2 separate regions of the Homo sapiens genome follow, and region 2 is linked to region 1. The links are chromatin loops, found by intact Hi-C in ENCODE. Cell type or tissue: heart left ventricle. All regions are shown on one strand. Links, peaks and the distances in the headings refer to the core of each region. The heading gives the core; the rest is flanking DNA. Region 1 overlaps HDAC4 (histone deacetylase 4). Region 2 overlaps HDAC4 (histone deacetylase 4).

Region 1 (15,733 bases), core at 4,632-12,631:
ATTTATCCTCATTCTTGGAAGCAAGTTGGGAGCTCAGAGGAAAGGAAGAGCCACAAAATGTCAAACCCAGCAGCGGCCATCTGACTCGGTTGCTCATCGCTATAATATGTGATTAAGATGGAAGTGTTTGATTTCCTCGCTTGCCGGATTTAGGCCTCATTTTGCTTACTCCCGTGAGTCCTGATTTCTTCCTGTTAGAGAGAGGAAGTTTGCAGCGATAACCGACTTGCAGTGGGGTTTTCTGTGAATGGAGCTTGTATTGGTGCGATGTGTGGCGTGGGAGTCCCCACCGGTTAGTGGCTTATGCAGGGTGTGAGTTTCTCTCAAAGTGGACGTTTTCTGCCTTCCCGGAGCCAAAACGTTTATTTCGCCGGTGAGTACAGCTGAGTCTCACGTGCATCTGACAGCAGTGTCTCCGAGCCTTGCCATTTCCTCCACTCCCTCCCTTGGAGCCGTTTGTGTGACAACCTGCTGTTCAGTAAAACCAGTTTAGTGGAGTGGGTGTGTGTTAATTCTAGTCCATGTGTTTAAAAATCAATTCATATGATGAGAATGGCACTTTCCCCCGTGGTCTTCCTCTCAGTAACCCATAGCCCCAGTCCAACCATGGGAAAAACATCAGACAAATTCCAGTAGACACCCTTCCTACAGTCTACTCTTGCCAGGCCCACTCGATATGCCAAGGTCATCAGAAACAAGCATCCTTTGAGAAACTGTCACCACCAGGAGGGATCTCAGGACATGCGACACCTAAGTGTGATGTGGAATTCCTGGATGGGATCCTGGATGGATCTTGGAATACAGTAAAAGACATTAGTGGGAAACTTCAGGAAATCCTAAACTCTAGAATTTTAGTTAATGACAGTAATGTCAGTATTGGTTCCCAATTGTGACTAACATACCGTAGTAAGGTAGGATGCTAATAATCGCGGGGAATGTGCAGGTGGTATTGGTAGGGTATATGGCAGCTCTCTCTACTGTCTACTCAAGTTTTAATAAAATATGTCAAGAATTTTGAGTTCACAAAATGAAGTACATTTATAGATACTCTCTTTTGCTTAATGTTTGTTCATGAATGGCTGTATACTGTAGTTACTTTAGCACCTAGCTTTTACAGTTTTTCCTTTGGGGACTCTTTTTTTTATGGTTGTGCATGGATGTGGTAGAGTAACTTAACAAGTCATTGTTGGTGGACAGGGAGTTTGTTTTCAGCCTTTCCATTGTTGTTATTATAAACATGTAGCCTTGAAGACCGCCAATGTCTAAGTGAACTTTTTAACTGAAGTATCACAGGCATCCAGGAAAGTGCAAGAATCATGACTGCTTAGCTTGATGAACTCTCCCAAAAGGAAGATGCCTGTAACTGCTACCCAGATTGTGAAATGGGACATCCCAACACCCAGAAGCCCCGTATATGTCCTCTCTCAGTTACTGTACCCTCACTCTCACACCCTCTAGATACCACTTCTCTAGCTTCTAACATGAGTTTCTCCTGGTTTTGAACGTCATATAAATCACGTAATACTTATTCTTATTGTCTGGATTATTTCACTTGACAATATGTTAGATTTATTGATATTGTGGCTTATAGTAGTAGTTTCTTCATTTAATGGGTATATAATATTTCATTGTATGAACATATCACAAATTATTTATTGGTTCAATTGCTGATGACATTTTGGTGGTTTCCAGTTTGGAATTATGTATAATGCTACTGTAACATTCTTGTATATTTCAATTGGTTCATATAAGTATGCAATTCTTTTGATAAGGTGTATGTGTGCCAAACAGTTCTTCAAATTGATTGTACCAATTTACACTCTGACCTATAGAATGTTGCTCTGTCCTTGCCAATACATGGTACTGTAATTCTTTTTCATTTTAACTATTGTAGTTTCATTTGTATTTCCCAGATTACTAAAAATGTTGAATACCTTTTCATACGTTTATTGACCAACTAGATGTCATCTTTGGTGGAGAAGTTTCTATTCATTTAAGAAATTGGTTTGTCTTTATTTTTCTTACTGAGTTGTAGGAGCTATTTCTGTACACTGGCTATGAATGAGCTTTTTGTTGTTTGTTGCTATTTTCTATGTGTGTGCTGCGTTTTCCCTTTCTTAATGGTGTTTTTTTTTTTTTTTTTTTTTTGCTGAACAGATGCTCTTAATTTTAATAGTCCAATTTAATAGTTTTATCTATGCCTATTTGAAGATATTCTATATTATTTTTGATAAACTTCATTGTTCTATCACTCATTTAGATCTGTGATCCACTGGGAATTTTTTTTTTTTTATGTGTGAGGTAGGGATTGAGAGTTACTTTTCCGTTTGGAAATTCAGTTGGCCTAACAGTATTTATTTAAAAGAGTCATCCTTTCTTCTCTGCTATCCAATGCAACTTTGTCATAAGTGAAATAAATTATATAAATGGATCTGTTTTTGCACTTTATTCTAGTTCATTGGTCTGTTTGCATATCTGTGTACCAGTGCAACACTGTCTTAACTAATAGATTTGCAGTTAACCATAGTATCTAATAATGTAGGTCTTCCAACTTTTTAAAACTTTTCAAAGCTTGTTTTGGTTCTTTTTAGCCCTTTGCATTTCCATATGGATTTTTTTTTTTTTTTTTTTTGAGATGGAGTCTTGCTCTGTCTTCCAGGCTGGAGTGCAGTGGCACGATCTTGGCTCACTGCAAGCTCCGCCTCCCAGGTTCACGCCATTCTCCTGCCTTAGCCTCCCCAGCAGCTGGGACTACAGGTGCACGCCACCATGCCCAGCTAATTTTTTTGTATTTTTTAGTAGAGGGGGGTGTTTCACCGTGTTAGCCAGGATGGTCTTGATCTCCTGACCTTGTGATCCACCTGCCTCGGCCTCCCAAAGTGCTGGGATTACAGGCATGAGCCACCACGCCCGGCCTCCATATGAATTTTAAAATCAGCTTTTCAATTTCAACAGAATACCTGCTGTGGTCTCAATTGGGATCCACTGATTTGCATATGAAATCAGTTTATTAGGAGTCTTCTAATCTACGAATATGCTACGTCTCTCTATTTTTTTCGAGCATCTGTAATTTCTTTCGATCATATTTTGTAATTTTCAGTATAGAGGTCTTAGTTTTTTTTTATTTGTTTGTTTTGAGATGGAGTCTTGCTCTGCTGCCCAGGCTGGAGCGCAGTGGCACAATCTCAACTCACTGCAACCTCCGCCTCCCAGGCTCAAGCAGTTCTCGTGCCTTAGCCTCCTGAGTACCTGGGATTACAGGCACATGCCACCATGCCTGGCTAATTTTTTCTATTTTTTGTAGAGACGGGGCGTCACCATGTTGATCAGGCTGGTCTCGAACTCCTGACCTCAAGCAATCCGTCCTCCTCGGCCTCCCAAAGTGCTGGGATTACAAGCATGAGCCACCGTGCCTGGCCTAGAGGTCTTTTATTTCTTTTGTTAGATTTACTTCTAGGTTATGCTGTTTTGTTGGGGGAATTTTATTTTTGTAATGTTTAGAAGCACAATTCATTTTTGTATATTTGTCGTGTCTCCAGATACCTCGCACAGTGTTTATTATTATACTCATTATCTATATATTCTTTTGGGTTTTTAATGCATATTGTCTATGGACGGTGAATGTTTCATTTCTTCTTTGCTAATTTTTAAAACTTTTATGTCTTTCTTGCTTTGCTGCACTGCCTAGGACCTTCAGTCAAATGGTAATAGTAGGCATCTATATCAGTCATTGGTAGTAGTAGGCATCTATGTCTTATTCTAATATCAAGAGAAAAATTTTTAGTATTTCATCATTATAGATAAAATTTGCTATAAGTTCTGTGTAGTCCATGAGATGAATGCAGTTTACTTTTGTTCTTAGTTTGCTGAGTTTTTCTGATAAGCAGCTGTTAAAATATTAGATGGAGTCATGTGAAATTGCAGATATTTGATCTTTTTCCATCTACAAAAAATGGTATTTTCATTTGGTTCAACTTAATGTATTAGACTTTTTCTGCATCTGTTAATAGTCTTATGCTTTTTTTCTTTATTTTATTGTGTTGAATTTTCTGATTGACTTGAATGTTAAGTCAACCTTACACTTCTGTAATAATTATTATAATGTGTTATTCTTTTTATATACTGTTGAATTTACATTGCTTATAGTCAGTTTAATTTTTATCATCTAAAGATATGAGATTGACGTGTTATTTTTTCTTGAAATGCTTTGTCACATTTTAATATTAAAGTTATACTAATCTCTTAAAATATGAAGTTGCTTTCTTCTTCTATTCCTAGGATTGCCAAAATTTTTCTGTAGAGAGTCAGTAAAGACTTCATGCTTTGTGGACCACATATGGTCTCTATTGCACGTTTTTTTCCCTTTTTTCTTTTCTTTCTTCTTTTTTTTACCAACCACTTAATGTAAAATCCCATCTTATTTTTCAGGTTATATAAAATCAAGCCACAGATTGTACTTGGCCCATGGGCCATAGTTTGCTGACACCTGTTTGATTTTCTTGAAGAGTTTATGTAGGAAAGATGCTATTTCTTTCTTAAGTTGGGATGGATTTGCTTATGAACTTATCTTGGAGTTTTCTTTGTGGGAAGATTTGTAAATTACACCCTCAACTGATATAGGACTGTTTAGATTTTTAAGATTTTCTTGTGTCAGTTTTTGTGTGTTTAGTTTTTCTTGGAATTTTTTACATTCCATCTGCATCTTCAAATGTATTGAAATAAAGTTGTTTAAATACCTTCTCATTATCTTTGTAATGACTGTAGGATTTGTAGTGTCATCCCCTTTTAAATTCCTGATATTGTTTGTTCTCTCATTTTTCCTTCATTGGACTTTGCTAGGAGCTTATTTATTATATTAATATTTTTTAAGAACTGTGTTTGGTTTTCTTGATTTTTTAAAATTGAATTTAAAAAAATAAATTTCTGTTCTTATTGCTATTATTTTTGTTTTTGGGATTTAATTTGCTGGGGTTGTTGTTTTTACTGATTAAGGTAAATATTTAGATCACTGATTTTTTTTTTTCAGACTTTCTTCTGTAATCCACGTGCTTAAAACTATAAATTTCCACCTATGTATGGCTTTCGCTAGATTATGTGAGCTTTTTAATGTCATTTTAATTATAATTTGGTTTAGAATATTATCTAGTTTCTTTTTTTGACTTGTGTTAATTAGAAATATATTTCTAAATTTCAGTGCTTTATGAATTTGCTAGTATTTTGCTTTCATTTTGTTATTGATTTCTAGTTTAATTTCACTGTGGTCACTCATTTTATGTAATTTCAGTTTTTAGAAATTCTTTGAATTTTGCTTTATTGATTATATGGTCAGTTTTGTCAACATTTTATGTATACTTGAAGAGAAGAAGTCAGCCGTGGAGATTTGCCAGTTCTACATGTCCATTTAATCAAATTAATCATTGTGCTCAGATCTCCTGTTATCTTTACTATTTTATTGTCTGCTTTTCTGTCAGATAGTGGGAATGGAATATTAAAATCCCCCTGATGTAACTGTGGATTGGCATTGTTTCTCTTTTTAGCTCTGTCAGGTTTAGCCTTTGTTTATTTTGAAGCTATTTTAAGCCTAGGCAGATTTAGAATTTTATGCATAAAATTATTCCATAAAATTGGAATAACTGCCTTTTTGTTACTGTGAAATGTCCACCTTTCCCTCTTGTATCCCTTCTTACGCTCAAGCTGCGGATTCTGTGAGGACTGGTCAGGTCCGTGTTGCCCTCACTCCTGGCACGGGGCTCTCCTCACCCCCACGCTCAGTCTGGCGTTCGTTTCCCAGGGTCCGAGCCGTCCGGTGCTGCTCCGCTCCTCAGCCTCTGGAGGACACGCGGGCCGAGTGTGCCCTCTTTCCACCTCCCTTCTCTCCCAGGCCTGGGCTCCTCGTGCATCGCCGTGTTTTAGATTGCATCCTGTCCTCTGTGTTCCTGGCTGGAGGGTTAGTATGGCCCGCTGTAGCCCAGAGTGGAAGCTGAGGTTTACCTGGCAGTCCCCGCACGGTGGGTCCAGTGCAGCCCTGGCGACGTGTCATTGCAGTTCGCTCACCTGGCCCGTGTGTGCTTCCTGAAGGCTTCCCCCGTAGAACTCACTATCTGGGCGGCTTAGTTCACGAGTCCCAGCTTGCTTTCCAGGCTTGCATTCATCTTTATGTTGCAGTAAAATAACTGTTGGGCATATTTTAAAGTGGACTGAAATATATCTGCAGCCTTGAGCAGCTCTTATAGCACTTTTATTCAGATATTTTATGAGGTGATTTATGTCGCACCTTATAAATGCTCTAAAATCTCCCTGACCAGAAATGCAGTGGGCAGGGCCACCCCACCCCTTCCTGCTTGTCTTCCCTCCCCCATCCTGCCTCCTTCTCGTGGCTTTTACCGTTTTCCCCTCGAATATGAAGGAAGAATTCATTCCAGATTTAGCTTTAGGAATCATGTGCAGGACGTTGAGTTTCGTGCCATCAATGTCACGACAGTGCTGGCCGCGCTTTGCTCCGATGGCCCATCAGCCCCGCTTCCTCCTGGGCAGGCTGAGAGCTTCACTTGGCCGCTCTCTCAGTATGTCCTCTGGGCTGTATTCAGGCATATCTGCCTTCCTCCCCACTCCGAATTTCGGGCAGCCAAGGTCAGGCAGGTTGGGAATGCGCACGCACAGGGCAGCAGGTCTGTGTCAGCAGCGTGGCATGTGGGGCTGGGGTGGCAGCACAGCCTGTCCTCTTCAGTGGCCTTTTTGGGATGGAGAAGGCTGAGGGTGAGATCTCTTTTGCCACATTAAACCAAAGTGGTTGGGTTACAAATACCACGTTTAGTATACTACGTTTAAAAGTATATTTTATTCAGTATAATTGCTCACTTAAAACATTTAAAGATAAATATACTTGTATTGACACATTGAATTACAGATAGTCTAGTAAGGAAGCCAGCGATTTTTCTCCCTGTAGAAGGCCAGGCCTCATGACCAGGGGATGTTAGCATTATGGGGAAGCAGCCATTTTGTTTGTCAGAATCAGCATCCTCCTCTGAGATAAGAAAACAGAGTGTGAAGGTTGGCTGACCTGTGCCACTTCTGCCACGTGGCTGCCTTCAACCACTGTGCGCGGTCACTGGCAGCCTGTTCAGTGTTGGTGGAGAAGAGCTTCTTGGAGCGGAAGTCCAGGCCAGTGTTCGGTGGGGCCAGAGTTCAGGTGTCCTTGGTGAGCCACACTCCTTCCTGTCGCCCTCTTGCAGTCCTGATTGCCAGGTTGCTGGCTGCAGGCCCCAGTGGCCCTTGCTCAGGCCTTTGGAACCAGGCAGGGTTAGCAGCTGCCACTCCCTCGCGGGGTCTCCTGTGAGGCATCTCTTCCTTTGGCACAGGGTCCCCCTGGGGCCTGGTTGGACCTCCCCTTCCCGATGCTCCTATGGAAAGCTGGCAGTTGGGCCACTTGGCACCACTCCCAGTGTCCCTCTGGCTCTCCTGTGGCTCTCCCATGGCTCTCCAGGCAGCTGTACCTGGCCTGCATACGGCCTCCGGCCATCGGCTCTGTGGCCGCTGATCCAGGCCCCTACAAGTTTGATTCTGCCCCGTCATCTCAGTGAGACAGGCACAGCCTCTGCAGCAGCAGCTTGGGCTTGGAGGGCAGGGGCCACGTCGGGCCAGCAGCTCCTCTCCAGCTTTCTGCACACCCCTCCTCCCACCAGGACACCCCTCCTCCTTGCTCCCCCATTCCTGCTCCGGCTGGGGGAGGGAAGCTGGCATCACACAGACACCCGTGGCCGCCTCCCACTAGGCTTCTGCTCCCTTCTCTGAGACATGGGGCTCCTAAGAGACTTCACCTTATAGGGTTGTCGTGAAGATCCAGTGAGGCAGGCACGGAGCCCAGCGCCTGTTCCTGCCCAGGGATGTCAGCTGCTGTCCTCCTGTTGGGATCCAGAACCCTTTGTAGCCCAGCCCAGGCCCTGAGTGTCTGGCAAGGTTTAGTTTAGTCAGCCTTGTCAGACTCATGCCCTTTTTGATAAATATAAATAACCTGTGTCCTTCAGTGTTTGAAATTTCAGAATAACTTGGACATCAGATCACAAAACAAATGGAGCACGGGTGTCTGTGTGATGCCAGCTTCCCTCCCCCAGCCGGAGCAGGAATGGGGGAGCAAGGAGGAGGGGTGTCCCGGTGGGAGGAGGGGTGTGCAGAAAGCTGGAGAGGAGCTGCTGGCCCGACGTGGCCCCTGCCCTCCCAGCCCAAGCTGCTGCTGCAGAGGCTGTGCCTGTCTCACTGAGATGACGGGGCAGAATCAAACTTGTATGTTTTACCTTTTTTTCTCTTTTGGTGATGAGTGATGGTAAACCATAAAACTCAACTCCTGAGAAAGGAATTTTACTAGCAGATAATGGAGGGTTCCTGTCATTCCAATAGGAGGACCCGCCTTTGGGGTCTGCACAGCTGGTGGGGTCCCCGTGGACCCCTTCTGAGTCCTTCTGGGAGTGGGCTAGCCCAGGATCGGCTGGTGGGGAGGTAGCTGCACTGGGGGGGATGTGGGGGGTTGGCATTGCAGGACCTTCCATGCCGCCTGCCTCCATCTGGGGCCAGGAGTTGGCCCTGGGCTCTGCCTGTGGGTCCTGGGTGTGCTGCTGCTGCCTGGTGGCCTGGGCCTGGAGGAAGGAGCTCAGCTTACACTCCCAGCCTTTCAGGCAGGTTCGCAGCAGCCAAGTGGTTTCTTAAAAAGAATTCCTCCTCCCTTGATTAATTTCTGGCATGCTGCTTCGGGGAGCTCTTGCGTCAGTAAATCGTCATAAACCCCCAGTTGTCTGGATCAGACATAAACACCAAGCCCAGCTCCACCGCTCCTGACTCTTGGCCAGGGCTGGCCTGCCCTCTGAGCTCCGGGCTGGGCTGCTGGAGATAAAGAGGGCCAGCGGGCGCCCGAGAGGTCAGGCGTATGGCTGCACCCGACAAAGTCCTTTTCTCAGAGGTGCCGAGCCTGGCAGTTCGGATGTGTGCTGTGCTCGCTGGGGGAGGATGCCGGGCACAGATGTGATTTATTTCCTGAAATGTTTGGTGTTTCTTTTTCCTCCCCCACCAGCTCCCCACTCTCATGGATAGGATGTTTTCCTCGTTGGGAGTATTTGCCTCCTTCCAGTGGGCATTCTGTAGGGGTTAAGAAAGATCCCTGTGTGTGAGGCTTGCACAGTGTTACATTCAGGTCTGGGAAACTCAGGGGCTGGACAGCAAGTACCTCACTGTCCAGATCTCAAGGACAGAATGCCTTACAGAATGCTTCCTGTTGCTCACAGCAAACCTCATCTTAAGGCCTTTTCAGCAGCGTTTGAGATCGTCAGGAGGTCCCGGACTACATTCATCCTGCCCTTGTTTTTGTAGAACATTTTTCATCTGGGGTACCCGTGAAGAGGCCAGAAGCCTGGGAGCTGGGTTCCCCACAGTCCTGGGTTACCGGGGAGCACACTTGGGCCAGCGCCAGGGCTCCTCCAGGGTGGCTAGAAGAAAGAACTTGGGCCTCCAGTCATTTCAGGGCTGATTCAGGCATTTGGCAAGTATTGATTGAGCCCCTGCTATAGGTGGATGGTGGGAATGTGTGGCTTTCAGCGTGTCATCCAGCTTACATTGCTCAGGGCGGGGACCAGTCACTGGCAGATGTGGAGGGATGTGCAGTGAGGGGCCTTGTGGACAGGGCCAGGCATGGGCCTGTACAGACATTCAGAAGAAATGGCAGCCACCCCAGGCCCCTGGATGGTGTGTATGCGGGGAGAGCATGGGAAGGAAGACTGTCCAGAGACTGTCCAGGGGCCTCTGCTGGATGTTAGCTTGCAGGGAGCAGTGTGGGCCAGGAACCAGGCAGGGCTTGGCCATGCCCATGAATTTGGCCAGGGTGTCTCTAGGCTTGCTCTGGGTTTCCGAGGGCCTGCAGGGCACAGGCACGCTTTGGGGAGGCTGTCAGGCCCTGGTTCTGAGTCCCATCCTGTGAGCCAGGCAGTCTCTCTGGGAAAGCCCTGTAGGCAGAAGGGCAGTCCCGGGCCAAGTCTGGGCTGGCTGGCTGGGGGCTAGCGTCTGATTTCAAGATTGCAGTTTCGACTTGTTTTCTGCCTATGCACATAAACTGTGGTATGAACCAAATTTAAGGGAGTTTCATGAATGAAAAAAAGTCCAGGCTGTCTACGATAATTAACTTTGTGTGTAAAATTGAGAAAAGACTTCCGTATTGTAGCTGAGGGGCAGAACAGCTGAGTTTCACTCGCTGGACACCTGGGCTCTGCAGAGCAGGTTCTGAGGGCAGGGGACCTGGGCCCCAGTTTCTGAGCTGCATGGGGGTGCCTCCCAACCCCTGGGGAAGGGGAGGAACGTTCATCGGGCCCCGGCTTGCCTTATTCATGCCATTGGCTCAGCCGAGCCCTGGGCCACCCCGTGGGAAAGGCACACCCTCCCTCCCAGGTGGGTACGGCTAGGCTCCCAGGGCAAAGCCAGGTGCCCCAGGAAACCCAGCTGCCAGCAGAGCCAGGCGAGGCTGCCGCCTTCTGACCCCAGGCTCTTGTGGCTTCCTTGGGGCTCTGCTTCTCAGATTCTGAAACATTTGTTCAGCGAAGGCAGTTGGTGAATCATCCTAGTCAGGGTTTTTTTCCAGAAACAGGTGCACCGCCAGTGAGTGATGTGGTCTCGTTCAGACTGTGCCTCTCATGCCTGCACTCATGGCCTGGGAAGGTCGTACCCCTGGGCCTGTTGTGCACTTCTCTTTAGCAGTATGACAGGGGTGACCTCTGTGTGCTTGGGGGTGGCATGTGAACTGCCCCACAGGCTCCCATCAGCATTCAGAGAGGCCTCAGGTGCGGTGGATGTGGGGGTCTCGGACCAGAGAAGCAGCCAGCTGCTGGCTCGCTGGGATGCCCATGGCCCCAGAAGTATCTAGCAAATCATAGAGAGTTTAAAACATACTGCCATCTGTTGTTTTCTTCCAACTCCTTGCTTTGCCATTTATTCTGTCTTGAAGATTATTTCATATCAGTTAATAAAGCAATCCCTGATTCTTTTAATAAATAACATATTTCTTTTTAATTCTTGAAATAACACTTGGGTGTTGTTTCTGTCTACCAACATGTATATTAATTTCTTTGTTCATCATGCTTTTTTATTGTGGTAAAATATACATAACATAAATTTATAATTCTAAGCATTTTGAAGCGCACAGTTCAGTGGCAGTAAATATTTTCCCATTGTTGGGCAACCATCACCACCATCCATTCCCAGAACGTTTTCATCTTCCCGAACAGAAACTCCATACCTAGTAAACAATCCTGTTTCCCTCCCTCTGGCTGCGGCACCCACCATTCACCATTCTGCTTTCTCAGCGAATCTGACTCCTCTAGGGCCCTTCTGTGAATGGACTTGTATTTGTCCTTTTGTGCGTGGCTTCTTTCACTTGGCATAATGTGTCAGGGTTCACTCGTATTGTGGCATGGTCAGAATTTGGTTCCTAAAACTTTTAAGGATGAGCAGTCCATTGTGTGCATACATCACATCTTATTTATTCCATCTCTTGGTGGACCTTTGGGCCGTCTTAACTTTTTGGCCATTGTGACTAATGCTGCTGTGAACATATGTGTACACACGTCTCTGAGTCCCTGCTTTCACATCTTTTGGGTATATACCTTGGAGCAGAATTGTTGAATCCTATGATAATTTTGTGCTTAATTTATTATTATTTTTTTTTCATCCCACTCTGTTGCCCAGCCTGGAGTACAGTGGTACAATCTCGGCTTCCTGCAGCCTCTGTCCCCCGGGGTTCAAGTGACTCTCGTGCTTCAGCCTCCCGAGTAGCTGGGACTACAGACACCCGCCACCACGCCCGGTTAATTTTTGTATTTTTAGTAGAGATGGGGTTTTGCCATGTTGACCAGGCTGGTCTCGAACTCCTGACCACAGGTGATCCACCCGTCTCGGCCTCCCAAAGTGCTGGGATTACAGGCGTGAGCCACCACGCCCAGCCCTGTGTTTAAGTTTTTAGAAACCACCAAAGTGTTTTCCACAACACTGCACCATTTTATGTTCCTGCCCACCACGTATGAGGGTTCCAATTTCTTCACATCCGCACCAATATTTTTTATTTTCCAATTTTGAAATAATAGTCATCCTAGTGAGTGTGAATGGTATCTTATTGTGGTTGTGATTTGTATTTGCCTAATAATTAGTGATGTTGAACATCTTTTCATGTACCTATTGGCCGTTGGCATATTTTCTTTGGATAAATGTCTCTTCACGTCTTTTGCCCATATTTGAATTGGGTTGTTTGTTTTTTTGTTGTTGTGTTGTAGGGGTACTTCATATGTTATAGATATATAATCTGCAAATATCTCCTTCTATTCTGTAGGTTGTCATTTCACTCTCTGGATGGTGTCCTGTGGTGCACAGAAGTTTTTCATTTTGATGAAGTGCAGTTAATCTGTTTTTTGTTGCTTGGCCTTTGATGTCATATCTAAGAAGCCACTGCCAAATCCAAGGTCATGAAGACTAACCCCCTGTGTTTTCTTCTATGAGTTTTATGGTTTTAGTTCTTATATTTAGATCATTGGTGTATTCTGCCTTAAGTTTTGCATATGGTATGAGGTAGGGGTTCAACTTCATTCCTTTGCCTGTGGCAATTTGATGGTCCAGCACCATTTGTTGAAGAGGATGTTGCTTGCCTTTAGCTGCTGTAAGAGAGCATGTGTCTTAGAGGAAAGATCTTGCTCATTTCTGAAGTTGTGCTTTGGAAGTGTCTGAGCTGCAGTTGTTCTTCCTTCCCAGGTCGGTGTAGACTCTGCTCTTCCTAAGCCAGGGCGCTGCAGCCATATTCAGTCTCTTGTTCTTTGGCTCCCGTCCCTGTCGCTGCGTCCCTACAGCAGCACCTCGCCCACGCCCCCTTCTGTTATGGCCTCTCCAAGGGATGGCGAGTTTAACAACAACTGACCAGGGTTTCCACAGGAGACAGAGAACAGGCTTTCTGCAGCGTGGGTTCCCAGTTGTGCTGTGAGCTGTGGTGCCTCGTGAGTGGGGCTCTTCCGACCATCCTGTCACCACTTGCGTCAGAGTCCTGCGTGCTATCTGCCTGGGGGTCCTGAGTGTGCTGGCTGCTGCACTGAAGCGGGTGGGCTGCTGAGCAGGAAGCCACAGCATGCCACGCAGGCACTTTGGCTTTGCTTGGCCCCTGGAGAGCAAACACATAATGGCAATAGGCTTTACAGGGAGTAGGATTTATTTACTTTATCTGAAGGAGTTTAAAAATTGCTATTGTTCTCTTGGCTTTTAATTTTCACTCTCACCAGCCTTTCTGTTCAGGATACTGTGCGGTGAGGACCTCTTTCTCCATGTTAAGTTCGCACTGGTGAGTTGTGGCAGGATTGGTTTTCTTGTAGGATGGCTCAGGGCTGTGTTTCTTTCAGCTAATTGTGGCTACATTTTTGCCTTTGCGTGTCCAATTTGGGTTTCAAATTCAGGATTGTCCAAGTACTCTATGTTTGAAAATATTTTCCAGAGACCCCAGATTTCTTATTTATGTGCGTTAGTTACTTTTTAATTTTTTCAGCTGCCTTCTAGTTTCACACCTTCAATTGTGCTAATCCTTCGCATTTTAAAAGTTACACCAGCCTTTGTCAGTGTTTCATCAGTGCATACCGTAGCGCATGTGGTCCCGTTCAGATGCACTTTCTGTGGCCTGGATTCTAGGGGAAGCAATAGAGGATATATTTCATTCTGAAATTTGCACTGTTTCTTTTTTAAGTTAAATATTTCAACAGCAATGGATGTTCTTGTCTTTTTTTAGAAAAAATAAAAATGAATGTTTTTGTGGCGCTTCTGCCTGCTTGAGTGGCAGCGTTTTTTCCCTGTGCAGGCCCCCAGGTGTGTGTGATTGGCTGCCCCGGGGCCCCGTGACAGGGGATGCTTTTTGAGCTCTCACCGGCATCTTCCTCCTTAAATCCAGATTGGGCGGAGACATGAATTCAGCATTACCTCTCCCATGTCCACACGTGAAGAAGCACTTTCCAGGCGCACACACCTAAGTCGTTGGCCGCGGGTTCTTGGAGGGCGTGGCCTGAGCTCCCAGACGCCTCCTCTCTCACCTAGCACTGCACAGTGCCTTCCACACACAGGCTCTCCGAGGATCTGCCCCATTTATTGCTTTGATTTTGTTGGATGAAAGCAGTTTATTAAATAAATGGGAAAATACTCCCCTTCCCCAGTTTCAAAAGTTAAGATGTAGTCTTTTCTTTACTTAACATCCAACAATGCTGAAAGATGAAAGAAAGGAAAATGCTCTCTTTACCCTGCCAGACCACATTTAGCTGGGAGGCACACAGTTCAGAGAAAGTCACAGGTGACATTTTGTAGATTCTCAAGCAGGAGCTCTCTCTCTTTTTCTCTCTTTCCCTCTTTGTCTCCCCATGTCCATACCTGTACCTATTACATACACGATAGAACAGCAATGGGATTTTTTTGTAGCTCCGTAATATTTCAGTATTTAAAAATCCTCTGTTAATGGGACTTAAATTTTTTGTATAGTAAATAACACCTCAGCGAGCATTGTTGCACATGTGTCTTTATGTTTGGGGCTGGTTGTTCTTATCATGATTGTTTTGTTAGGATAAAGTCCAAGAAACAGAACTGTGGGGACAAGGGGATGCGTGAGTCACCCTCATCATCAAGAGTGAGCCGTTTGTGGCACGTGCACCCCACCCACTATGGCAAGATGCCTCCACACACCCCGCAGCAGCGCTGGGTTTGTCTCAGTCACTGCAGTTCTTTCTGGGCTTCCCGAGAAGGAAGGGCCACAAGAGTCTGTCCAGGTGCTGGGGCAGACATTGGTGACGTCGCTTATCGAAGCCAGGAGTGGGGCCCCGGGTGTGGGGCCGAGTGACAGACCCAGGCTACCCACACCCGGGCAGGATGAAGAGTCTCAAGAGTGCTTTCCTTAGGCTGGTTCCCGTCCACACACCAGCACTCAGCCAGTCAAGACACCTCTTGTGAGCATCTGCTACATGCCAGGCTGCTGTAAGCACTGGGGTCTACTGGTGAACCACACAGGAAAAGCCCCCACCCATTGCCACACCCAGTGCCAGTGGGAAAGTCAAACAGTAGATGGGTAAATAAACAACTACATAATGGTAAATATGGCTGGCAGTGATGGAGTCTGCCCTGCACAGGCACTTTGCTAAGTGTTTTCTACATATTTACAGCTGTGATCCCCACAACAGCCTACGGATGGGTCCTACTAACCTTACATCATCTGTATTTTACAGATGAGAAAACAGAGGCATTGAGAAAGGAAGTCACTGGCCCAAGGGGCTGTGCCAAGCAACTGACTCTTAACCAGTGAGCTTGCGCTCTGAAGTGTAAGGCTTTACTCCCCTAAACTTGTCATTGCAAGGCAGTAGAATAGGATCTGGAGACAGGGGGCCTTCACTTCAGCATCCGATTGGTTGCAGGCTGAGCTTTCACTTCAGCCCCTGATTGGTTGCAGGCCAAGTCTTCATTCGCATAGGGTGTAACTTCACTTTGGCCTCTGATTGGTCATGAGCCAAGTCTTCATTTACATAGGGTGTAACCAGTAGGAAACCTCTAAAGGGTACTTAACCCCCAGAAGATTTTGCAAGTGGGAGTCTTGAGCAGCTTGCTCTGGAGCTTGCTCCTGCTCTGTGGAGTGTACTTCCGCTTAAACAAATCTGTGCTTTCGTTGCTTCATTCTTTCATTGCTTTGTTTGTGTGTTTTGTC
Region 2 (15,733 bases), core at 3,383-11,382, 91 kb after region 1:
CTCCCGCCAGGAAATCCCTGAGGCTCTCCATCGTGACCACTTCATCTCTCCACACCTTTATTTTCTGGAGAATTTAAAACCGATCTCAGAGGCCACAGCACCATCCCTTAAATACTTGAATGTGTGTTTCTAACAGATCCAACCCCATTATCACACTCAGCAGAAGGAATCATGATTCCTACATATCATCTTATACCCAAACGATGTTTAATTTTTACTGGTTGTCTTAAAAACTGTCTTTTTACAGCCAGTTGTTCAAATCCAGACCAAAACATCGGGACTGGTGGGCATATCTGAAATTTCCCCTGCCCACTCTCCGCCTCACTGAGTCCTTTGTCCTGGGATTTTCTGTTTCAGGGCTTGACTGATCATAGCCAATCCAGTGTCCTTTAGCAGGTTCTGCCAAACCCGTACTTCCTGTAAGCCGGCAGCTACAGCTAGTTTTGATTCTTAGTGGAGAGACAACAGGAATACTTCTTAGGTTATCCTTGACATTTTAAGACTGCCTGATTACCCTGAAGGAAAAATATTGCTTAGGGAAAGAATCTTTTTCCATTTTCATTTTCTCTAATAAATGCACATAAACTATGTTGGACATGCCTGAGGAATTCACAGCACTTACTCATTAAAGTTTAATTTCTATTAATGGGCAGATGCAAGCACTGTTATGGAACTTTGGTAATTTTCAGTAACCTGCGCAGTGGGGAAAAGCAGAATCTAGTGGCCTGGGATGCTCGAGGCTATAAGCAGAGCTCCCAGGGAGGGCCGGTTGGGTGGGCACAAGTTTATGGAGCATCAAGCCTATGCCTAGTATCTGCCAGGCCCAGGGGTAGTGCCAGGGTGTGGGCCGCACAGTGGAGGGAGGATGGGCTGCTGGGGTCACTCAGCAAAGCAGGAGGCTGAGCTGGGAGGAGGCCAGCGCAGGTGCAGGTCCTGCTTGAGGTGGCAGATGGAGACCCCTCTGGGGGTTCAGGTCAGGGGAAGGACCTAGGGGGAATTTGAGTATTTGGCTGACCTTGTAGATCATTTTGTTTCCAAGCCATGACATTTCAGCCCACTGAACTTCCTTTTATAATTTAATTGAACAAGGGCATCAGAGTGCCAGTAAAATTCTACTACCTCTGGTCACACAGGTTAGAGGCCTGAGGGGATGGCATGATGGCCCCAAACCCAAATAGATACCCACTTCATTCCACATTGACTCACACGCCGTGTGGAGGGAAGGTTTGCATGTGAGTGTGCACCGCACCACGCCCTCCAGGAGGTGCAGGTCTTGGTGGGCCACATGGGCCCTCGCGCAGCGCTTTCTCACAGACACCTGCCAGTTTGGTGCAGGCCAAGAGGCTGTTTTCCTCATGGCCAATCCTCCCAGCAGAAGGAGTTTTCCGTCCCTCCTTATTCAGGCAAAAGACAAGTCCTTTTGCCCCAGACACGAGAACCAAGTGGTTTCTTTTGTCTTTGCTTTAAGGCTAAGCTCTTTCTTTAAACCATGGGAACTCTGCCGTTGCCCATGAAGTTCGGTTTGAAGGTATCGGGGCTTCTCTGGTCTGACGTCAGCCCTTGCTTAGGTGTTCACGCAGCTCAGTCCCTGGAGTCCCAGTGAGGCCCTGGGACAAACCCCAGTTGAAGCACATTCTATAAAATACCCAAGCAGGATTGCTTAAAGCTGTCAAGGTGGTCAAAAACAAGGAAGGTCTGAGATACTGTTGCAGCCAAGAGAGGCAGGACCCTGGATGGGCGCTAGGACAGAAAATGGGCACCAGGGAAAAACGGAGGAAATCTGAATCAAGTCCGGGCTTTTTCTGTCATGACACCTAAGCACAGCATCCTGATGGAAGGTGTTAGTTGTAGGGCATGGAGGGTGCAGAGTACAGGAATGGAAGATGTTAGTTGTAGGGCATGGAGGGTGCAGAGTATAGGATAAGTCTCTACTAGCTTTAATTTTTCTATAAACTCACAGCTGTTCTAAAACAACACCTTTGTTTGAAAAATATGAAAGGATGGGGAGATTGGCTGCAATGAAGACTGTGTCGTTACTGTTTCCCAGTAGCCCTAAGCTTCCGTTCCCGTGTCTGAAAAGCAGCTCTGTTAGCACAGTGGGGTGTGCACAGTGAGGTGTGACCTATACTACTCTTGAGTCACAGCGGTTTCATTGTTTTTGTCTATGTCAGCAACCCCCCACCAAACACACTTTAGAATGTTAATTTATCCAGCCGGGAGCGGTGGCTCACGCCTGTAATCCCAGCACTTTGGGAGGCCGAGGCAGGCGGATCACAAGGTCAGGAGATCGAGACCATCCTGGCTAACATGGTGAAACCCCGTCTCTACTAAAAATACAAAATACTAGCTGGGCTTGGTGGCGGGTGCCTGTAGTCTCACCTATTCGGGAGGCTGAGGCAGGAGAATGGCGTGAACCTGGGAGGCGGAGCTTGCAGTGAGCTGAGATCCAGCCACTGCAGTCCAGCCTGGGCAACAGAGCGAGACAATGTCTCAAAAAAAAAAAAAAAGGAATGTTAATTTATCCAATTCTCATTTTATGCTCATAACGAAATATTGAAGTGAGGTGCTAAGGTGAAATGTGGGACTGAGGTCTCCAAGTCTTCAGAATCAAGCGTGGAAAAGAGTTTAGGTGTAGCTTGTGTGGAGCTCTTGCTGCCTTCCTGTTCCCAAAAACCCCCTGGGCCTGACCACGCTGGTTTGTCACAGGAATGCAAAGTTAGTTTGACATGAGAAAAAAAAGTTTACTACGTTATCAGATGGAAGGGGAAATTATTTAATAAGCTGAATTGATGCAGAAAAGTTTAATACAGTTAAGCAAACATGTGATTTAAAAATATGTCTTGGCAAACTAGGAGTAGATGGGAACTTCCTTAATCTGATAGTTACCTGTTGGACACCTGCAGCAAGCAATACACTTTCCAGTAAAACATTGAAATATCCTTCGTAAGATCAGAAACAAGACCAAAGTGTCTTTTATCACCATTTCTCTTTAGTTACTGTACTGTAGGACTGAGCCAGCAGAATAAAGAAGAAGAAAAGGTGTGAGGTCTGGAAGGTGGAAACAACTGTCATTATTTGTACGTGACCTGATTCTATATGTAGAAAATACACGATAACTACAGAAAAATGATTGAAATTAATATTCTACGATACAGAACCAATAAGTAAAAATTAATTGTGTTTCCATATGCAAGCAAACAGAAATTGATAATGGAAATCAAATATCAAATACCTAGTAATAAATCTAAAGATGTTCAAGACCGCAACACTGAAAATTCTGAAACATTTCTGAGAGAAATGAAAGGAGGTAATAGCCCATGTTCATGGATTGAAAGATGCAGTACTGTAAAGATTATCTTCTCTCAAAATGACAGATGCAGTGCAATCCCAGGCACTGTTCGTTTCCCTCCCTCCCTCCCTCCCTCCCTCCCTTCCCCTCCTTCCTCTCTCGTCCTCTCTCTTTCTCTCCCTCTTTCTCTCTCTCTCTTTCTTTCTCTTTTCTTTCTTTCTCTTTCTTTCTTTCTTTCTCTTTCTCCTTCTTTCTTTCTTTCTTTTTTTCTCCTTCCTTCCTTCCTTCCTTCCTTCTCTTTCTTTCTTTTTCTCTTTTCTTTTCTTTTGGTGGAACTTGTCAAGTTAATTTTAAAATTTATGTGGCGGAGTAAAAGGCCAATTTTGCCCAAGATGATCTGGAAGAAAAAAGTAGGGTTTTTTGCCTTGCCAATATTAAGAGTTATTGTACAGTTATGGTGGTTAAGACAGTGTGATTATTGGCAAAACCAAAAACAAGTTGGCCAACAGGATTGAGATTTGGCTTATAAGGGAACTAATGTTGCCCATCCATGGTGAAAGATAAGACCTCTTAATAACACTGAGGGGACATTTGGCTGTTATCATAGGAAAACATACCCCAAACCCCTGTCTCATAGCGTATACAAACATCAGTGCCAGTAGATGAGAGACTTACATATAAAAGGGAACACTGCAAAGTTTCAGGGTAAAAATATGTTAAAATATCTCTGCAGCCTCCAGGAAGAGAAGAGTTTCTTGAACCTGACATAAAAGCAGAAGCTTTGAAAGATTGAGAAATAGGACCTTTGAGAGGATATCTGCAGCATTTAATTGACAGAGGATTAATGTTCAGAATTTGTAAAGAATTCCTCTGAATCAATAAGAAAAAGACAACCCAACTGGGGGCAAAAAACAGGTCAAAAAGACATGAATCCAAAACAGCCAGTGAAAAAGCCAATAAACATGTAAGAAGATGGTCAGTGTCATTGGTCATCTGGGAAAGACAAATGAAACCTTCAAGAGACACCCTTTCACCCCAACCTGGGCAGGACTAGGTGTTCCCAGGCAGGTCCCAAGGGTGGAAACCACACTTTCTCCCCACTCCCTTCCCCTCCCAGTTCAGGAGCCTGTGCGTGGGGCTTTCATGTACTTTCTTTATTGGCTCAAGAAACCTCCTTTCTTGTGTGTCGGTATTGTGATGTGAAACCCTTGGTGGAGGGCACTGGTCTTGGTGGGTACCTGTTTGCTCAAGGTCCAGCTTCAGACAAGCCGCTGGTTTAATTGAGACAGAACTGGATTCCGGCTGGTGCTCACTCCGTGATCCTAGGAAACTGCACAGCCCTTGAGGCCATTTCCCCAAGTGTGAAGTGGGGGGCCTGGGCCCTCCGGGTGAAAGTGAGGTTCCTTTGGCTCCAGAAGGCCGGGTTTCTGGTTAGACATACCTACCCGTCTGATGCAAGGTGGATTCTGAAAAGCAAAAGCACTGTCTGTCTTAGTCCTGTTCCTCCCATGGGCGGACTCCGAGTCTCAAACAATGCTCAGTTCAGGCTGGGTCCTGTCGGCGCGAAAGGGACTCCTGGCAAGAGTGATGTGGTCACTGCAGTTGACTGTGGGTGCATTGAGCACACTGGGGCACATCATGTGCTGGTGAGGACACGAGGTACCCGTGCTCCTCGGCCTCCCTCTCAGTGTGCATCTGGTCTGCAGCCCCAGCGCTGATTAAATGCTGTTTGAGGACACTCAGTACGATCGTCCCTGTCCAGCAGGGTTTCCAAAAATAGATTCTCAAGCGGAGACAGATAAGGGGGAACCTGCTTGCAGCAGGCGTGTGATGAGGAAGTGGTACTTTGCTTCCCATCTTCATTATTTTCCTGCTTGTAAACGCTGGGTTCTTAGCACCGCTTTCTCCTCAGCCTGAGAAATTTCAGCCCAGAGGCAGATAAATATGGAAATTCCACCTCTCATCACTAATTTCATTTTAACTCACTCTGGAATATGATATCTGAAAAAACACAGCGTTAAGAATCTATTCTGTGCACATTCACGGATGCCGTCATGCGTTCCAGCTGGCTGTGTACCGCAGCTTGTCTATTTCACCCTGGTGACAGACGTTCTTTGCCCCACTGGCCACGCTTTGTTTAGGTCCGTTCCAAAGCTGTCTTTCCCAGGCCTGGTGGCCCCTGCGCCTGCAAAGTGCACTCACCGCCACTGCTTTACCCCCAGGATTGTGTTCCACCAGCCACCTCTGGCAAAACGCCTTTAGTGTTTGGCTTCTCGATCATGGCTGCTGCCCTGAGCCCCAGCCTTTCATAATGAGGGATGCGGCATCTGTCATGCTGTCCAGGTGGACGACCAAGGACGGCTCAGGCCGGGATCTTGTCTTAAAGAGACTGTGGCCGTGCTTCCAGCTGGCTGGGGCTCACGGGGCCTCCACATGTGGGGTTAGCGTCCGGCACTGAGACCCATGTCTGTGCCGCCGCCTCCAAGGCCGCCTGTGCTTGAGACACTCCTGCTGTTTTCTGATAGTTCCACATGGCTGCCCTGTTCCGCGAGAGGCAGGCACTTCCTATTAACCCAGTGCCGCCTCAGAACAGCTTTCCCTTCGAGCATTTCCATGTCATTCTACAAAGATGTGAACATGGCAGTGTTGGGGGTTTGAATGTACAGGTTGTTATGAGACTAGCCAGGCCCAGTGGCACACAACGAGAACAAGCAGCATCTCTGTGTGGTGGAAGAATAAGCCTTATCTGGTCTTTGTCCTCGTTCCTGGCAGGGAGCTCTTAGGATCCCAGGAGCTTCCTGAGTGTCCAGCGAGCCTTTCGTTATTCCTAAGGAGGAGCTTCTTATGTGCTTCTGAGTTTATGCTAATGAAGTGACTTAGGGCAGGACCCCTGGATAGCCTCGGGATGGGGCCAGTCACCAGGACGCAGAGACGAGAGGAGCAGCATGTTCAGCCGCACCTGCTGACCCCAGTGGTACTGACACAGAGGCTCCTGCACTCAGGACCCCTCCAGACCCTGCCTTCATGTTACTGTTTATTTGCATCTTTTACAATAAACCCATCAACATGGTAAAGTGTTTTTCTGAGTTTTGTGAGCCCTTCTAGCAAATTACAGAACCTGAGAGGGGCTTGTGGGAACTCCTGATTTATAGCCGATCTTTAGAAGTCCAGGAGGCCCAGGACTTGTGTCTGAAATGGGGGCAGCCTTGTGGACCTGAGCCCCTGTGGCGTGTGTGCTAGCTCTGGGCAGTTATTGTCAGAGTGGAACTGGATCATTGGACGCCCAGTTGGTGCCAGTTGGCTGGTGTCAGAAACCACCCCACCCGCCAGTATACAGGATTGGACATGTTAAGGTCAAGGTCTGGTTTACGCAGGGAATCCACATGCTGTTATCGAACGGCATTCTCCTTGGTGTGCCAGCTAGTGCAAGCATGCAATAAATGTCTTCTTGAAGGGTAGGTGGGACGCGGACCAGCCCAGTGCCCAGAAATGTAGGTGAGCCAAGACCCACTAAGCTGCACCTTGATCTGAAACACACGAGTGATGCTTGTGGATACAGGAACACCACGTATCGTGACTTACAAGTCAAATCGGTTGCACTGAGATCTGATGTGTCTTCCTGCTTCAGTGTAGTAAAAGTAACTTGTAATTAGGCCTCATGTATGAACTCGGTGCTGGAGGGATCCGCCTTTTGGGCTCAGGCATAAGCAGTTCACTTCCAAACTCAAGAAAGGGCTTCATGTGAGCTGGGACTCTGGCCCCACCGCTGCTGCTCACCACTGGGGGCTTCTTGGTTTCCAAACTTTCTGGTTCTAGGGCTTTTGCTGAGGTGGAAGCTAAGGTTGGGCGTTGAGCTGACTACAGGGGAGGCAGTTCTGGGGGACAGGCATTGGCTCGTAGGAACTGTTGCAGAACCCTGACCAGGGTGGTCCCCCCAAGCCCCCTCCTCTTGACCCCTTCCCATTGGAAAACTGCAGCTACATTGAGATCTTCAAAAGGGCCTTCTGCTGTTTCTGAAAGTATTTATAGTGGGATTTGGGTTAAATACACACACACATATAAACATACATACATACAGGCACCTTTTCGAATTTTTTATTTTTTGTCTACAATGAGCATTTATTTATTTTTATTTATTATAAAAATGAATACAAATATATTTATTTTTAGGGGAAAAAAAGGCTTGAAAAGTACTTTCCACCACTATCTGGGGTCTCTTTCTGAGTTGCAGTGAAGGTTCTCTTGAGACATGGCATCATGTTTACAATTCAGCATCCAGGCCATCTCCTAAGGTGGCCATGTTCTTTGAGAAAGCCCTGGAATGTGTGAAGACTTGGGGCGATTGCTCAGGTCTGGTGGTTGCTTCTAAGGTGTAACTATGACCTGCCGGTCTTTCTCCTGACCCAGGGAAGCAGAACTGTTTTGCCTCCGAATATGCCCAGTGTCTTACTGTCTTTACTTCTGTTTTCAAACCTTAAGAGTTGCCGAGACTTGGGAGGAGCTGCTGGTTGGTTGGAGAGGTCCCCGTGGTTTTTTGTTGTTGTCTTCATTTTGATTTTTATTTCTGGCACCCACGTTTGATCTCTGCATTGCCCAAGAGCAGCCTCACCTGCTGAGCTCCTGCAGGTCCATGTTGGCCTCACACTTTCCCAGTTCTAACTTCAAGAGCATGCCCTCCAATCTCCTGGGACCCTTGTTTCCGTTCTTGAATATTGAACATCTCCAAGGACATGCACGGGTTGGCAATGCTAGGAATTATCTATTTTGGATAAAAAAATGGGTTTTTTTTTTTTTGCAGTCATTTGACCTGATGTTAGTCGTTTTTGTCCTGTTTTAAAACTTGTATCTACAGAGTTCCATGGCTGCCCTGCGAAACTGGTGCTCTCCTTCGCTTAGTAAGGAAAATGACCTCCGCGTGCAAGTCTGTAATGATATGCATATTATTGCAGGGCATTTTACACCACTTGTCAGAAGCTAATTTTAAAAGAAAAGTGTGATTCCTGGAAATCTTGCCAGAGTTTTCTTTCCTTTCTGCTTGGGAGAATATAGAAAAATCCCAGGCGGTCTAAATCCAGCCTGTGCCAGGTTTAGGTGGTGGGTGGGTTCCAGTCTCATCTTTGCAGTGAGTCTGAATAGATGGAAACCGCTCCATAATACAGTCTAAAAATGGATTTAAAAGAAAGGACTCTATACCTTGAGAACACCTGGTGAAGCGTTCTCCTCCATGCCTATTTGCAGCTAGAGTGGCCTCAGCTTGCCTCCTTCCCTGTCTGCACACCTGGCGGGTTCCGAGGGCTCCCTGTGCTGTGTTTCTGTGAGCGTCCAGACCGTTTGTCACTATCTGAGAAGAGGAAGAGCTGCTCTTCTCTTTTTGTTATCTTAATGCTTGTGGTCTGCAGAAGAGCCGACTTCTGATCAGCACGAGTGGGTATAATGTGGTTGCTGAACAGAAGTAAACCCAAATTGCTAAGCCAGTGGCTCTTAGGCCAGAAACGGGCGTTTGCCATATCTCAGTAGGAGGCTATTTTGATTATTCTACATTGGCAAATACAAATAATCTATGATGAAGCTGAAAGTGTCCCCCTGTAAAAGTAGGAAGGACACATGCATTTCATTGTTTGGGGAGTTACTCCCTGCAGACTCCCAGCATAAAGTATGTTGGCTGAAATGCGCGCAGTTTCTGAAGCCAGTGCCTTCTCTGTTCTCCAGATGGACTTTCTGGCCGAGACCAGCCAGTGGAGCTGCTGAATCCTGCCCGCGTGAACCACATGCCCAGCACGGGTAAGTCCGCCCACCCCTGCCCTGTCCGGCCGGCCCTGCGCTGAGCCAAAGAGGTGTTCAGACGCTCTGCCTTATTGGAGGAGTGCAGAGAGGGCGAGGGGGGAGGTGTGGGGTATCAGGTTCACTGAATTTGGGTGCTCTTCCTGGTGGTAAAAGAGGCCATCCTTTTTGGAAATGAAATGGCTCCGTGCCATGTAAATGGTAGAGAAATGCTGATTTTTTGTTGTTTTTTTTCTCTCTGGTGCTAAAGGATGTGTTCTTCCCAAAGGCACCAACTGCCTGGCTTAGGTGTAACCCCTGGCCCTGATCCCCGTGAGGGCCTGTAGGAAAGACCTCTGAGCTTGCAGTGGGCGGGGCTGGGTCCCACTGGCCACGTGACCGTGGACAGACCGCGCCTTTTCCATTGCCACCAGCTTTTGTTGGTTAAATGAGTCAGTGGCATCATCTGTCTTCCAAGTACCTTTCAGCTCTTTAACAAAAAAAAGTATCGGTGGTGATCAGAAATATTTCATTCCATAGGTAATTTTTAGTTATTTATGCATTTGTCTATTTGGAGACGGAATCTCACTCTGTCGCCCAGGCTGGAGTGGAGTGGCGTAATCTTGGCTCACTGCAACCTCCACCTCCCGGGTTCAAGCGATTCTCCTGCCTCAGTCTCCCCAAGTAGCTGGGATTACAGGTGTGTGCCACCACACCTGGCTAATTTTGCATTTTTAGTAGAGACGGGGTTTTACCATGTTGGCCAGGCTGGTCTTGAACTCCTGAGCTCAAGTAATCTGCCTGCCTCGGCCTCCCAAAGTGCTGGAATTACAGGCGTGAGCCACCGCGCCCAGCCCCATAGGTAACATTTTAAGGTACTCCAAGTCTATAGGCCATGGAAACAGACTTTTTCCCCCTTTTCTTTGTCTGTAAAACCCGTTTCCACATAGAATCCTCCAGGGTTTAAACTCCTTGTGAGGGTACCATTCTTCCCAGCCATGCAGCCTCTCCGAGAATAAAACCTGAACCTCCTGATGGCGTGGGGCTGAGGGAACCAGTGTTCCGTTCCACATGCGTCCTGCAGGGCAGTGTGGCTGGGCCTTGCAGGGACTGCGTCCCGAGGCCTGGGTCTCTGGTTTTGGCTCTGCTGCACCTTCCTTGACAGTCAGCCTTTGCTGCCGCCTGTGCCCTCCGGTGCCCCAGTTAGACCCACTCATCACCCCGAAAGGAAGTTGAAGCCAGCTTGAAGCCAGGCTGAACGTTTCCAAGAAGAGATTTCCTTCTTTGCCTTGTGATTCTTCCAAGTCGGCCAGGTTTTCTGTCATTTTCCAAACCCGGAGTTCTGGAGGTGTCTTTGCCCTGCTCCGGGAAGGCTCTCTGTGTCTGTGGGGTACGGTCCCCTGGCCTCTTGGGGGGTGTTCGGGGGGCTCCTTTCTGTCTGTTTTTTACACCTTGATTTTACTCTGCATTATTACTGATCAAGCAGTTTATTTTTTACCCCAGCACACTGGAGCCTGGGGGAGCGGTGGGGAGCTTTAAGTACCAGATGAAGATGCACAATTTTAAAATTTTGGCTTATGTCGACAGTTTTGGTTTTCACTTTCTCTCAAGTTCACTTTGCCGGTGTTGTTTTCGTGTAAACACTGAATTCTGTGGCTGGGGCATTTTTGAGACAACTTGCTTGTGCTTAACCAGGCGTGGCACGAGGGTAAGAGGATTTTCTGATAGCTTGATGGGCTGGGAAAAGATGGTAAATATGCATAGTTTCCAAGTGAACCAAAAAAGGTGGGCTTCAAATTAATATTCTGGCTTGGGAAGCGCACCCTGCCTGTCGAGACCTGCCATGGGATCCCTGCCTGGTGTGAGGACAGGCCGGGGCTTCAGCCTCCCACAGAGGGCACCTGGGGCCCGCCTCTGCTGCCTGTTTGCGTGGGAGCTTAGGCGAGTTGCTGAATAGCTCAGTTTTGTTTTCTCATTTCTTAGCCGGGGATGATAATGCCTCTCTACAGAGTTCTCATAAAGATGAAAGATATGTGTCAGCTTTTTAGTAGTTCCTCAATAAATGTCATCTCAGTGTCCCGTTGACTAGTACTGAGGAATGTGTGTGATGTAGCCTTTATATCCCCGTTCAAGGCCTGGACCTCTCCTGCAGCCTGTCACCCTCATTCTCTTCCTTTGGGGTGAGCCGCCGGACTTGAGAAGTGGCATGTTGGGAAGGCTGCCCCATGACGCTGGCCATTTACCTCCCTTGTCATCAGGTTCCCATTGGTCTGAGTCAGAGAGAGTGCCGTGTCTCCTGGCATTTATTGCATATTCAGGCATGGGTTGGTGGGCGTGGTGGGAGTGTTTGCAGGGTAATTTTAAATAACGTAGCAGCGATGCCCAGGAACAGTGGGCAGAGAAAGCATGCATGCATGTGCAGCAGTCCTGTATGACATCCATCATTGAGCCTGCACAGTGGCCTGTGCCTTAGAAGCCTCTAATGTGAAGCGTGTTCTTTCAAACTGCATTTTGGTCATTTCAACCCACTGAAAAATACTGCAAAGAAATATTAATCTCAGGTTAGGTGATAACTGGAAAATTGATAGGAAAATGTCTTTAAAGCCACATTTTTATGGTATGGGAGTATAAACATTTTTAGGTATATGTTATGTCAGTCCTCAATTGCTGTTATACATTTCCTAATGATTGAATTTAATCTTAACTATTCTTTAGACATTTTGATGTTTGAAGGTGTGGAAACAGACTGATACACACACACACTCAATTGTCAGGAATGACTCCAGCAGTCACTGTGAGAGCTCGCTCCCTTTGAACAGATGAGTGTGTACTTGGAGCAGGAAGGGCGCCCGGGCAGCCCTCCCCACTGTTGATCTGTCCTGTTTCCTGACCATTCCCTCGTGTGAATGCCGTTATGTTCAACACAGGTCTTTTTCTGATTATGGTTCTTTTTCAATACACTTAGTCCTAATAAATTCCCACTTCCAACAGAAAAGCATTATTCATACCATGTATTCGTGTGCCATCTTGAGATTTTAGAAACGTCAGGTGAGCATATCATGTGCTTTGGGAAAGTCTATACAGGTTGAGTATCTCTTATCTGTAATGCTTGGAAGCAGAAGTGTTTTGGATTTTGGGTTTGTTTTTTTTTTTTTCGGATTTTGGAATATTTGCATTATTCTTACTGGTTGAGCATCCTAAGTGTAAAAATTCAAAATCAGAAATGCCCCAATGAGCATTGCCTTTGAGTGTCACCGTGAAAAAGTTTTGGATTTGGAGGCATTTTGGATTTTGGTTTTTGGGTTTGGGATATTGTCAGCTGTACTGGAGGAGGAAAAAGCCAAAATGCCATTTGTCTTAGATCAACTTTGATTTCTTCAACTTCCCTCATAACTTTTTATCTGTAGACTTTGTTCTCTTTCTTTTTTAAAATGTTTTAAAAATTTTAATTGTAAAGTAGCTCTATCATAAAAGAAAACACATAACCATTTGCCTACCACTAAGATATAACAGACATGTTGTTAGTATTATTCCATCTTTGCCTCCTATTTCTTTGCGTTTTGAATAAGTGGAATGTCACAGTTGTGGACGTGGCTTTGCTCTTCCCCCTTCCTGGGAGTTGTTGTCTGCTTGCTGAGGGGAAGGGCCACCCTTGGCTTGGTGAGGGAAGGGCCACCCTTGGCTTGCTGAGGGGAAGGGCCACCCTTGGCTTGGTGAGGGAAGGGCCACCCTTGGCTTGGTGAGGGGAAGGGCCACCCTTGGCTTGGTGAGGGAAGGGCCACCCTTGGCTTGGTGAGGGAAGGGCCACCCTTGGCTTGGTGAGGGGAAGGGCCGCCCTTGGCTTGGAGAGGGAAGGGCCACCTTGGCTTGGTGAGGGGAAGGGCCACCCTTGGCTTGGTGAGGGAAGGGCCACCCTTGGCTTGGTGAGGGGAAGGGCCACCCTTGGCTTGGTGAGGGGAAGGGCCACCCTTGGCTTGGTGAGGGGAAGGGCCACCCTTGGCTTGGTGAGGGGAAGGGCCACCCTTGGCTTGGTGAGGGAAGGGCCACCCTTGGCTTGGTGAGGGGAAGGGCCACCCTTGGAGGAGACTTGACACCGAGGCAGATCCCAGGCGGAGACATGGTGGCAGGGTGGGGTGGGGGCGGGAGCTCGTGACCCCCGGTTCTCTGCCAGAGCCTTGTGTTTTCCCATGGAGTGAGCAAACAGAGCCATTGACTGAGTTAGGCTGGGGAGATGTTGCAGTTTGAGGACAGAGGAGAAGGTATGGAATTAGTCAGCCAGGAGAGACCAGCAAAATGTCATACAGGATTATAAACCCAACTATGCCCAAGGGCTGAATTACGGGGAACTTAAAAACTATTACTACTCAGTCATTTGTTTCAGATTCATTGTAGCTAAAACTCCTCCCCTTCCTGATTATAAAAGCAATGTATGTTTATTGTAGAAAAAAATCACTAAAGTGGTGGGTGTTGGGTTCCAAGGCTGGAGGTCGAGCTGGCTTCCAGCCAGGCCTTGCAGGCGCTCAGCAGCCTCGATTGAGGAGAGGGGTGCTTCGGGGAGGACGCCTACCTCAGGCATCCGGGAGCAGGTGCTCAGCAGCCTCGATTGAGGACAGGGGCGCTTCGGGGAGGACGCCTACCTCAGGCATCCGGGAGCAGGTGCTCAGCAGCCTCGATTGAGGAGAGGGGCGCTTCGGGGAGGACACCTACCTCAGGCATCCGGGAGCAGGTGCTCAGCAACCTCGGTTGAGGACAGGGGCGCTTCGGGGAGGACGCCTACCTCAGGCATCCGGGAGCAGGTGCTCAGCAGCCTCGGTTGAGGACAGGGGCGCTTCGGGGAGGACACCTACCTCAGGCATCCGGGAGCAGGTGCTCAGCAACCTCGGTTGAGGACAGGGGCGCTTTGGGGAGGACGCCTACCTCAGGCATCCGGGAGCAGGTGCTCAGCAGCCTCGGTTGAGGAGAGGGGTGCTTCGGGGAGGACACCTACCTCAGGCATCCGGGAGCAAACCGGAGGCAAACAAAAAAAGTCAGTAGCAACAGGAAGTGTGGATGAAGGACTTACTGTTAAACAGACGGCATGCTGAGGGCTTACGGCCCTCATGGCGCTGCTCTCCACCGTGACCGAGTGCCCTGGCTCCTGTGCCCCCCACTGCTCCTACAGAAGGAAAGCCAGAGCCTCAGATCCCGTGGCCGCTGTCCCAGGGTCGCTCAGCATATACATTACAGGGCAGGACACATGACTGCCCTGAGGGCTGTGCTACTGGGGAGAAAGACATCCTCAGAAAATGCGATGCCCTTCCATCGGCCAAAAGGGGAAGTAGAGGCCGATGTTAAGACCGGGATGCTGGACTAAAGAGAAGCACGTTCCACGGTTTCCTGAGGCATAGGGGTGGCGGTTTCATCACCCTCTGTACCTGTGTCCTGGGAAACGTGTATCTGTCAGAGTTAGGGAGGCTCTTTTTAAGGTTATGTTTCAAAAGCACCATTTTTAAAAGAAAACTCTGGAACCTTAAAGGGGATTAACTAGAAACTGTAGAGAAACTCTCCAAAATAACGCAAAATTCACGTTTGGCTTCAGCGTTGGATTCCCACATCTAAGGGGTGTTTGACCAGCACACTGTCAAAGGAGCTGTATTTCCAGACACTGCTCTTACATTTTGGAACAGGAAGTATTTGAGGTTGGCTGGTGCCTGGAGCTCATGCTGCCTCCTAGATGTGTTTTGTGGCGGTTGTTGCATTGTTTCGTTTGGTGAGAAGAAAGTGGAATCTGGTACAAATCTGCAAGGACGTGTGACCTCAGGGGAAGCTTCGAAAGTCTCCCTTTATTGGCACCGGAAGCTGTTAATTACCTTCATACACAGAGCCCGTGGTAACAAAGTCCTTGGTTGTAATATTCCTGCGTGGTGCCCCTTTGTGAGTTTTCATCATAAAGCTGGCATTTCTGGGGTTTGGATAGGGTCCAGTGAAGGACCCACGGCCATCTCTGGTGGTTCCTCGAGTGGCCCCCACGGAAGGACTGGGCAGGAGTGGCAGGAAGAAGAGAGGCCGTGGCGGCCTCGTCCTGGCGGCGCCTGCCGTGACTGCTTGGGTTATTTTCCTCCGATCAGGGAAGTGTCTTTGAGGAATCAATGCCCTCCGGCCCACGGACTCGGCAGCTTGCCAGCCACGGGCAAGGATTGGCCAGGACGGTCATGTCCGCCACGGAACATGTCACCTGCTTTGCTTTTTTTTTTTTTTTTTTTTTTGCTTGCTTGCTTTGTTTTAATTTTTAGAGGTAAAATGAAGTGTAGAATGTAAAGACATCAAAGTAAAACTGTTTGTGTAAACCAAAAATAAAATTCTAAGTCCCCCAACCCAATGAATGGACCCCCTTCTTGACCAAGGGGTCCCAAAGAAACTTGAAAAATGAGTTCAGGCCCTGATGGGAATGGGGGGTTGGACAGGCCTCCTTAGACGCCCCCTCCTTTTGGCGTTCAGGCCCAGCTGACCAGCGTTAACATCAAAACAGCGATCTCACGACTGATAAAACAGACACAGCAGTAAGATTCCCGGTTCCACCCTGACTCTGGGATAGCAGCAGGCGACAGAGAGCAGGCCCTGCAGGAAATAAAAGTATTTTACCCCAGAATATATTCCTTCCACCTATTTTGAGTGGCTATAGAAAACTGCCTCTTGGGGGGGAAA

Evidence for each region. Peaks named below come from ENCODE experiments on the same cell type or tissue, not always from the same donor. Only the 100,000 strongest peaks of a DNase experiment are listed, where the experiment ranks them.
Region 2: a loop joins it to region 1, with 2.3 times the contacts of the local background. A loop is called at or near these places in 11 of 110 quality-filtered maps.

What each region holds. Positions count from the first base shown.
Region 1 is chr2:239,321,924-239,337,656 of GRCh38, reverse strand. All of the region lies in intron 2 of HDAC4 (histone deacetylase 4), which reads left to right. Among named protein-coding and RNA genes, the nearest start is that of MIR2467, 22 kb to the left of the region's middle. In heart left ventricle, for the core only: a CTCF peak has its summit at 8,593; DNase peaks (open chromatin) are centred at 7,416, 7,846, 8,177, 8,836 and 1 weaker place; H3K4me3 peaks cover 615 bases; H3K27ac peaks cover 4,601 bases.
Region 2 is chr2:239,229,930-239,245,662 of GRCh38, reverse strand. HDAC4 (histone deacetylase 4) reads left to right here. Exons shown (of 27, transcript NM_001378414.1): 3 at 8,999-9,070. Among named protein-coding and RNA genes, the nearest start is that of HDAC4-AS2, 44 kb to the right of the region's middle. RefSeq lists enhancers at 1,095-1,792, 13,365-13,904, 14,648-15,148. In heart left ventricle, for the core only: no CTCF peak of the experiment used is centred there; no DNase peak of the experiment used is centred there; H3K4me3 peaks cover 837 bases; H3K27ac peaks cover 2,643 bases.